2 separate regions of the Homo sapiens genome follow, and region 2 is linked to region 1. A link is an interaction called in ENCODE POLR2A ChIA-PET data of the cell type or tissue named here. Cell type or tissue: OCI-LY7. All regions are shown on one strand. Links, peaks and the distances in the headings refer to the core of each region. The heading gives the core; the rest is flanking DNA. Region 1 overlaps CD86 (CD86 molecule). Region 2 overlaps POLQ (DNA polymerase theta).

What was found. Peaks named below come from ENCODE experiments on the same cell type or tissue, not always from the same donor. Only the 100,000 strongest peaks of a DNase experiment are listed, where the experiment ranks them.
Region 2: POLR2A ChIA-PET joins it to region 1 with 5 read pairs; 1 of 35 experiments calls an interaction of 5 or more read pairs at or near these places.

Annotation. Positions count from the first base shown.
Region 1 is chr3:122,089,358-122,093,753 of GRCh38, reverse strand. It overlaps CD86 (CD86 molecule), which reads right to left. Exons shown (of 7, transcript NM_175862.5): 2 at 2,104-2,153. Among named protein-coding and RNA genes, the nearest start is that of CD86, 36 kb to the right of the region's middle. RefSeq lists an enhancer at 1,261-1,370. In OCI-LY7, for the core only: CTCF peaks have their summits at 851 and 1,054 (motif pointing right); DNase peaks (open chromatin) are centred at 1,063, 1,480 and 1,903; H3K4me3 peaks cover 1,523 bases; H3K27ac peaks cover 2,109 bases.
Region 2 is chr3:121,430,301-121,434,696 of GRCh38, reverse strand. POLQ (DNA polymerase theta) reads left to right here. Exons shown (of 30, transcript NM_199420.4): 29 at 1,664-1,779; 30 at 2,280-3,266. The coding sequence ends at 2,393. Among named protein-coding and RNA genes, the nearest start is that of POLQ, 110 kb to the left of the region's middle. RefSeq lists an enhancer at 2,389-2,438. In OCI-LY7, for the core only: no CTCF peak of the experiment used is centred there; a DNase peak (open chromatin) is centred at 2,376.

The sequences.
Region 1 (4,396 bases), core at 94-4,093:
TATTTATGAGGTACTTAGAACAGTACCAGGCACAAAGTAAGGGATATATATATATATGCATATACTGTCATGTATTGCACAGCCACATTTCAGTCATATACAATGGTGGTCCCATAAGATTATAACACCATATTTTTACTGTATCTTTTCTATGCTTAGATATGTTCAGATACAAAAATACATACCATTGTGTTACAACACCTACAGTATTCAGCACAGTAACATGCTGTGCAGGCTTGTAGCCTAGGAGCAATAGGCTGTGCCAGGTAGCCTAAGTATGGAGCAGGCTATGCTATCTAGTTTTGTGTAAGGACACCCTATGATGATTATACAATGACAAAATCGCCTAATAATGTGTTTCTCAGAACGTACCCCTGTTGTTAAACGATTCATGACTGTGTGTATATATGCATTTATCAAATAAATAAAATAAGTCATGTGCGATGGCTCATGCATATAATTCTAGCACTTGGGGAGGCTGAGGTGGGAGAATTGCTTGAGCCCAGGTAATCGAGGCCACAGTGAGCTGTGACTGTGCCACTGTACTCCAGCCTGGGTGACAGAGAAAGATGCTGTCTCAAAAAATAAAATAAATAAAATAAATAAATAAGAAGTGGGATGAGAAGGGAATCTTACTGGATAATGTTCTCTAGAGTCTTCTTGCCTTGCTCTCTGACACACACATACCTCCCACATCCCCAGGAGCTAAGGTAGCAGGTCATGGGCCCTGGGGGTTGGAAGCTGCTGTTGTTACCTAAGTCAGTGATCAGCTGGCACATCTACAGACCTTGCACTCAAGGACTCCACAAGCTCAAGGTGCTAAGCAGAAAAACAGAAATCTGAAAAGGCTTATCCCAGCCAGCATGGATCTGAGGGACCATCTCTTTGTAGTTCCCTGACTCCTCATCATCCACAGCAGACATGGGGACAGTGGCCAAGGGCCTGGTGTGTGGCCATCTGGAGGAGGTGAACTCATGGCTGGTGGCCTGTGGGTGCTGTAGCCAAACTTCAGGCTCAGTTCACCTCCCTGTCTTAGTGGGGTGGCTTCCCTCTCAGGCCTGCAGGTGGAGACAAGGAGCAGCAGGAAGGGGTGGGCCAGGAGTAACTACGAGACACTGAGTCACAGGATACATGGCAGGGACCGCAGCCAACTCCTGTTTATAGATGAAGAAACTGAAACTCAAAGTGGAACTGTAAACAGGGAAGATCTGAGTTTTGTGAGGCTGGATGCTGTTAAAATTTTGAGGGGAGGTGGTGGATAGTTAAGAAAAAGAATGTAGAATTCAAATACAAAATGCCCCTGACTGCTAACACCACCAGACAGGAGAATGGCATGGAGGGAAAAGTTGCAGAGGAAGGAGACAGTGGTCATAACTTATTGTGGTTACAATATCTTACTTATTCAAATTTTACCAAAGCATAAGACAGGTGACCACACTGCTAGGGGGCCCTTCACAGGGTCTTGAGGGGGATTTAGAAAGGGTTGTGCAAATGGAGGGCTCTGAAGCTTCAGCTTCATTGGCTCCACTATAAATCAGCTGACACAATTAGCTGAACATCCATAGTTGTCAGGAAGCCGTGGCAACCATGAGGTATGTGCATGGGCTGTAGGGAAGGGAGTGAGAGAGGGTAGGGAAGTCAGGGACGTGAAAGCCAGTGCTCCGAATGAAGGGAGACTTTTGGAATTCTGTCAGTTGTTTCCTAGGAGCCTGAGAAAGACAGAAACAGGGTCAGAGAAGACCAGAAGAGAATATGTGTGGAACAAAAGAGTCAAGTCTCAGGGGCCTCAGTGCAGCAGCCTTCCCCCATCCCCATGGGATGGGCCAGGCTACCCTACTCTGAGCATCTAGGCTCACTGATGTGAGACTGCAGAGGAGGAAGAAGCACACGGGGGGGAGAGCTCCATCCCAGCTGCCTGCCATCAGCTGCTCTCAATCATAACACTTCCTTCTTCTCCAGGAAAGTCTTTTTTGCATGTGGTCTTGTACAATGCTCAGTAGAAAGTGAGTAAAACCCACCAAGTCTCAGGCCTGGGCTTGCTGTGGTCAGACTCATCAGGAGACAGTAGGATTCCAGGACTTAACAAAGCTGAAAGGTTCTTACCAGAGAGCAGGAAGGCCATCACAAAGAGAATGTTACTCAGTCCCATAGTGCTAGAGTCGAGAAAAAAAAAGGTAAAACTTGATTAGAAAAGGAAACTGAAAACCGATGTTCACCAAAACATGACCTGGACGTGGAGTTTGGGATTCACTTGGGTTCTCGGGTGTGCAGAGACAATGCCAGGGCTTCATCAAAGCCATTTCCTTTTGCTCTTAGCTCCATCGATAGGTCACATTTCCCAGCCTCCCCTGCAGTTATACAGGCCATGAGACTGGCTTCTAGCCAATGGAATTGTGGGCAGAAAAGATGTTTCTTCCAGATCTGGCTGCTAAAGTCTCTTCTCTTTCCTCCCTCTCCTGCCTTCTTAGCAGCAGGGGATCCAGAGGAAATGTCCAAGGGCCTAGAAAATCGCAAAGTCTCACAATGGAAGAGATCTGGTTTGCTTAATAAACTAATAAAGCAGCTCTCTTTACACCTCTCCCACAACTGATCTACAATGGATTGTGATATTGGCAAAAAATAAAATTTGAGGGATTGATTATTGCAGTAGCTAGTATTATTTATCTTGACCAACATAACAGGCATGATGGGGGCAATCGGTTAGTATTGCATTTACGCTTAGAAATCTGCCTTCCTTTTGTTTTCCTGTGGTTCTCAAACTTGAATGTGAGTAAAAATCACCTGGAGAGTTTCCTGGGCCTCAACCACAGAAAGTCTGGCTTAGTAAGTTGGGATGAAACCCATGAATTTTTATGTTTAACAACATAAGGTGATGACAATGCTGCCGGCCTAAGGACCACGCTTTGAGAGCAATTCACTTAATCTACATGATGAAGCCAAGAAAAAGGATATGCTTTGCTTTATAACCTCTATCTTCTTTCTTCCTCTCCCTCCTCCCTCCTTCACTACCCACGCACTTACCCTAACTAGCACCAAAAAGGCTGCTTAGTGGCTTATAAGGAAGCAAAGAATAAGGAGAGGTGACCAACATTAGATGCGATCAGGCACATTCAGGATGGTATGGCCATACACAGGAAAGATGACCAACATGAGAAACAGGTGGAAAAGCAAACCAAATACAGGAATATGATACAGAGCCAAGGACAAGGCCAGTGCTAAATGCTTGCCCTAGAAATCTGCCCAATTTGCACTGAGGGGGACATAAATTTGGCTTATAGCTTTTTAACAGCCAATGTAAAAAGGAAAACCTAACCAGTGAATTAATTCACAGGTCTGTCCACTAAATTCATAGGTCTGTTGATAAAAACAAATCAATTCTTTCCAGGAAAAGATGCACAACTATTCTTGATCGAATAGCAGAAATGTATGCCCCAGACGGTGTTGTCTAGAAGCCATATGTGTTTCTTTCCTCTGCTCTCATAGCACCCAGTGCAGGACATTGGGCTAGAAGTGTCTGTTATGTTTTTTTTCCTTCTAGACTATACCTTTTCTTTTTTTAATAAATATTTTTGAATAGATCATGGTACTAAATGTAGATGGTACTAAATTTGAAAGATAAAGGTGATAAATAGTGGAAAGCAAGTCTGCCTCCCAGCCTTGTCCCTTAGCTGTCTAGTTTTCTTCCACAGAGGTAACAGGGGTGATCACTGTTACATGTTACCAGTTTCTTGCCTCTACTTAAAGTTACTTTAGACAAAACTAAACAAAAACATTGACCCATATTCTGTTTTCTTTTTATTTTTAAGCACAAATGGTAGCATACTATGTACGGTTTTGCACACATATGACTACCTTGGAGATTATTCTGTATCAGCATGTAACGAGTATCCTCATGCTAAAAGTTGCATATTAGTCTATTGTATTCTATTGGATGACAATAATATATATATATTTCCAGACCACTAGTGATGGATACTTAACGTTGTTTCCAATCTTTTGTTGCAATGGAAAACCTTGATTATATGCCATATCACACAGGTGGGAGTAAGCTATATTCCTAGAAGCAGAATCGTTTGACCAAAGGGTTGAAGAATAGTTGCAAATTGTTCTCCCCTGAGATTATACGTTTATGCTCTGATCAACACAAGAGTGCTTATTTTCATGTACCTTTTGCCAACATGTTTTCTAATTTGTGATCTTTAGCAATAGGAAATGGTGAAATTACATCTCATAAGTTTTAGAAATCTTTGTTATTTAGAAATCTTTATTAGTTTATGAGATTATACGTTTATGCTCTGATCAACACAAGAGTGCTTATTTTCATGTACCTTTTGCCAACGTGTTTTCTAATTTGTGATCTTTAGCAATAGGAAACGGTGAAATTAGATCTCATAAG
Region 2 (4,396 bases), core at 263-4,262, 660 kb after region 1:
GTGTTCACTTACGTACAAAAATACGTAGATAACAAAAGTTTATTTTCTCATTAAGTGAGGATTATTAATATTGTCATCAGTCCCCCTTGAAATACCTGAGGCCCCTCATTCATTTTCAGTGTGGGACTATGTGTGTATATACACACACATACACATTTATATTTAATTGAGAGAGAATATATAATTAAACTCATTTGGGGAGTAATACTGTGCTGTGTGCTTTGGGGATTTAGAAGTAAAAGTTATCAATCTATCTTTAAATTTAAGTTCTATTTAAGAAAGGAGAGGAAGATATGATACCTGACTGAAGTATTTGTATTAATTCCACACAGCAGAGTGATAAATGTCAAAATGAGGATACAGACAGTAATGACTTTAAGAGTCAGTGGAAGGCGATATGGCTCTGTCGCTGAGGATGGCTTCATGATGTCATGCCAGCTTAAAGTAGCACTAGGTCAGTAGGATGAAAGGAAGGTGAGCATGAGGAAGCAGACCATATGGGGAACAAGAGCATCATGGCATTCTAGGTCAGAAGCCAGGTAGCCAAGGGAAATCAAGAGGGCAAAGGCATGGTCATCAGAAAGCAGAAAAGCTAGAGCATCCAGACAGTCAATGGTGTGAGCCAAGTGTGGCTTCATGGGGCAGATCCGATTTCAGCTGAACAGGTGAACAGAGGTACAGCCTTTGCAGTCCTAGTGTGGAAGCAGCTTGCTGCAGCCTCAGGTGATTTTGTTTGCTTACTGTGTGAGAGCCACCTCTGAGCAAACTGGCACTGCAGATAGTGACAGTTGAAGAACTCTCTCCCTGAGGGAAGCACCAGATACTGAGGGAGATGTTACTCATGCTGGACCTGAAAGATAAGTAGGGAATTTGGACAACAGAAAGGAAGATGACTACTGTGAGGTTTAAGCAAACAAGTAAAGGCAGTTCCAGTAAAGGTGTTCATGTTGAGCTTTATCTTTTTGGTCAGAAGGGCATAATCTGTACCACTAGATCCAGCTAATGAGGAAATAGTAACTAAGTCTAGTATATATTTTGGAGTTATGGCTACTGGAAGGTATGGATTATCTCCACAGAAAAACGTACAGACATAGACTCTTACATATAACTGCAAGGGGTTTATGTACTCTCTGAAGTCCACTTTGGGAGCCTAGGTTTTACAATTACTTGTTTGGAGTGTGTACGGTTCAATTGGGGAAGCACCAGTTCTATCACGATGACACTTCTGGCCATAAAAAGACATGAGGGAGTGTCCCCCTTAAGAAACAGTGCCTAACAATATTAGTTTGCTTTCCTGGGGCAGGAATCAGGCCCCATACCTCCCTGGTGCTATTACTCAGATGGTGGTTGGGGGACTCCATGGATAGAGAAAATGTTAGTTATTCATGAGAAATAAGTTGGACTAGAGCTTGGAGCAGAGTTCCTCACACCCCATTTACTGACTTCTTTGGGAGACTCCTTCTTTCTAGGAGGAAGTTTGTGAGTTTATACCGGATACTTAGGGTAGGTAGCGACCAGCAAGTAGTTATTTTCCTGATAGTTCTTATTCTTGTGTGTTTTAATCTTCTCATTAAAATTCCTCAGAGTTACTCAGAATCTCTAAAAACATTCTCCTATGACTTAGCGACATGCTGATCAGTTTTGCTCCTTTTTCATGAAGTAGGATTGTCACGAAAGAGAAAACTGCAAGGGATGTTCTGCCCAATCAGAGGAGGCTTCTTCATCCTTCAACTCCATGATGAACTCCTATATGAAGTGGCAGAAGAAGATGTTGTTCAGGTATTTTTGCAATGCTTGTGTCCATTCCATAGGAAGACAAGACACTGTATTGTCAGGCCGACAGCTTTGTTTCCTGTGCATGAGGATTTTGGAACTCTACCCTAGCCCTGGGATGGCTGTATAAATATTGAGTCCTTACAGGTAGAAAAGGAGCTAAGAGTGTTCCGTTTTGTACTAGTTCTTAATAAGTGAAGAATTGCCAATGCAAGATGTTTTTGTCTTGGAGGAATTAAACAAAAATTTGGAGTCTTTCCCTTAGGGTTTCTAAGCTCCAAGCATTCTAGCAAAAACTTTCAGAAATTCCTGCTCATCAGTGAAGAAGAGTATGAGATGTCTTTTTATTTATTCATTTATTTATTTTATTTTTTATTTTTTCTGATTTAGCATTTTAAGCACCATTGGGTGAAGAGCTCCAGTCTGGTTTATAACTTTCTCAGGGGATGGTTTGGGAAACATTCTTTGACTGGGCAGTTTGTTAACTACATTTTTTTTTTCCTTAGGTAGCTCAGATTGTCAAGAATGAAATGGAAAGTGCTGTAAAACTGTCTGTGAAATTGAAAGTGAAAGTGAAAATAGGCGCCAGCTGGGGAGAGCTAAAGGACTTTGATGTGTAACTGTGCTGTTGATGAAGTCCTCCCAGGGAAGCCTGTGCAGATGCAGTCACCTGGAAAGAACAGAGATTACCCTTTCACCTACCTCAGCAAAACAAACTTTCAAGTCTTGATAGACTTAGCCTAGTAATTTTATAGTGAGAGTTTCAAACTATATATCAGTGTCTATAGCATCAAAAACTTCTGGGGGCGTGGGGGAAGTAGAATACCAAGTATAATAGTTACATTCACTTTCAAAGAGCATCTATGAATTTGCCTTTTGTAACTTACTGTGGCTTTAAACATATTCAGAACAGATGCTTGAAATATGCACTTAGCACTTTGGTTCCACATCTGTCTGGGTAAACCATGAAGAAAATGAAGCTGCTGCCTCAATCGACCCAGACAGCAGCCATAGGCAGATAAAGATTTGGTTTCACCCTGGTGGTGGTAGGCATCGTGTGTGACTTTTTTTCCTCTAATATCAATTTTACAGTACGGAAATAGTATTTTAAAATAGTATTGGCTAATAAATTATGAATTCTATAAAGTAGTAAGACTTGGTATGGTTGGAGTGTAGGAATGAATATTCATGAAATGTTTCTTATTGCTTTTCCTTCCCTAATTCATACAATGAATGTATTTGGAATACTTACATATTATAAAATAAACTATACCTCTTCAAGAGGTATCCTGTTCTGTAAGATCAGATGTTTTTATTGCAGGTCAATATAATACTGCCAGAGACAGAAAATACCCCCTTATCAGTCCCTTAGTGCCTCTTTCTGTTTGTGGCATGGTGAGAAAACCCATGCTGAAAAGATTGTACTTTGTGATCCCAATCAGAGGGATGGAGCTAATCTTTTTGCTGTTGAAATAAAATGAATTTATGAGAAACTTTATATCAACAATTGTTTTGTTAAAAATTATAGTTGGTCTAAGAGTGTCCCTTATTTAGTTACTCCATAGCTTGTTCATAGGAAACACTGATTATATTCTTAATCAGTTACCAGAAGAGCTCTTTTATGTTTATTAATCAGAATAATGAAAAAAGATAGTTGCTTTATAAAATGTAATGCATTATCAGTAGTTGGGTATTAATGCATAAGAGACTTAGACATAGTTTTTTTGGGGTGGCAGGGTGAGAAAGGCAGAGATGGCAGCAGTAAGAGGGAAGAATATCATTATTTCTTTTTCCATATTTACCTGTACTATGTTTCTCAGAAGCTGAAGTGCTGTCAGTATTCTGGTAGGCTTGAAAGATCTGGCACAAGAGAAAGCTCAATCTGTTTACCTGTGAGTGTTCTTCAAACATGAGGGCAAGCAAAAGTCCCTTCTGCCTCATTCTCTGCAGCCATGGCCCAGCATGTGTAGTCACATGCATTTTCTCATTCTGTTTGACCTGTCAGCTGGACCTGAAACAGGCCATCCCCATTTTGCATGATTCAGATGTGCACAAATCCCAGTTACTATGGTTTACTTAATAACATGAGTCTCCCCTGCAACACAATTCAAATTTCAGTTACCAGTGGATATTAACTGTGAGTAACTGCATGAAATTCAAACTTCACTGATAGTTCTTCAAACCACAACCACTGTGTAAATAAGAAATGCACATTGTGTTATGCAGAATAATGCCCCCCACCCCAAAGTTCACATCCTAATTCCTAAAATCTGTGAACTATTATATTACATGGCAAAAGGGACCTTGTTGATGTGATTAAGTTAGAGATCTTGAGGTGGGGGATTATCCTGGATTATCTGAATGGTTCCATTGTAATCACCAGGGTCTTTATAAGAGGGAAGCAGATGGTCAGAGTCAGGGAAGATGTGACAACAGAAACAGAGAAAGATTTGAAGATGCTACACTGCTGGCTTTAAAGTTGGAAGAAGGGGCCATGAGCCAAGGAATGCAGGAACCCTCAAAAAATTGGAAAAGGTAAGGAAATGGATTCTCTCCTAGAACCTTTTGAAGGGATGTAGCCCCGCCAACACCTTGACTCTAGCCCAGTTAAGACCATTTTGGA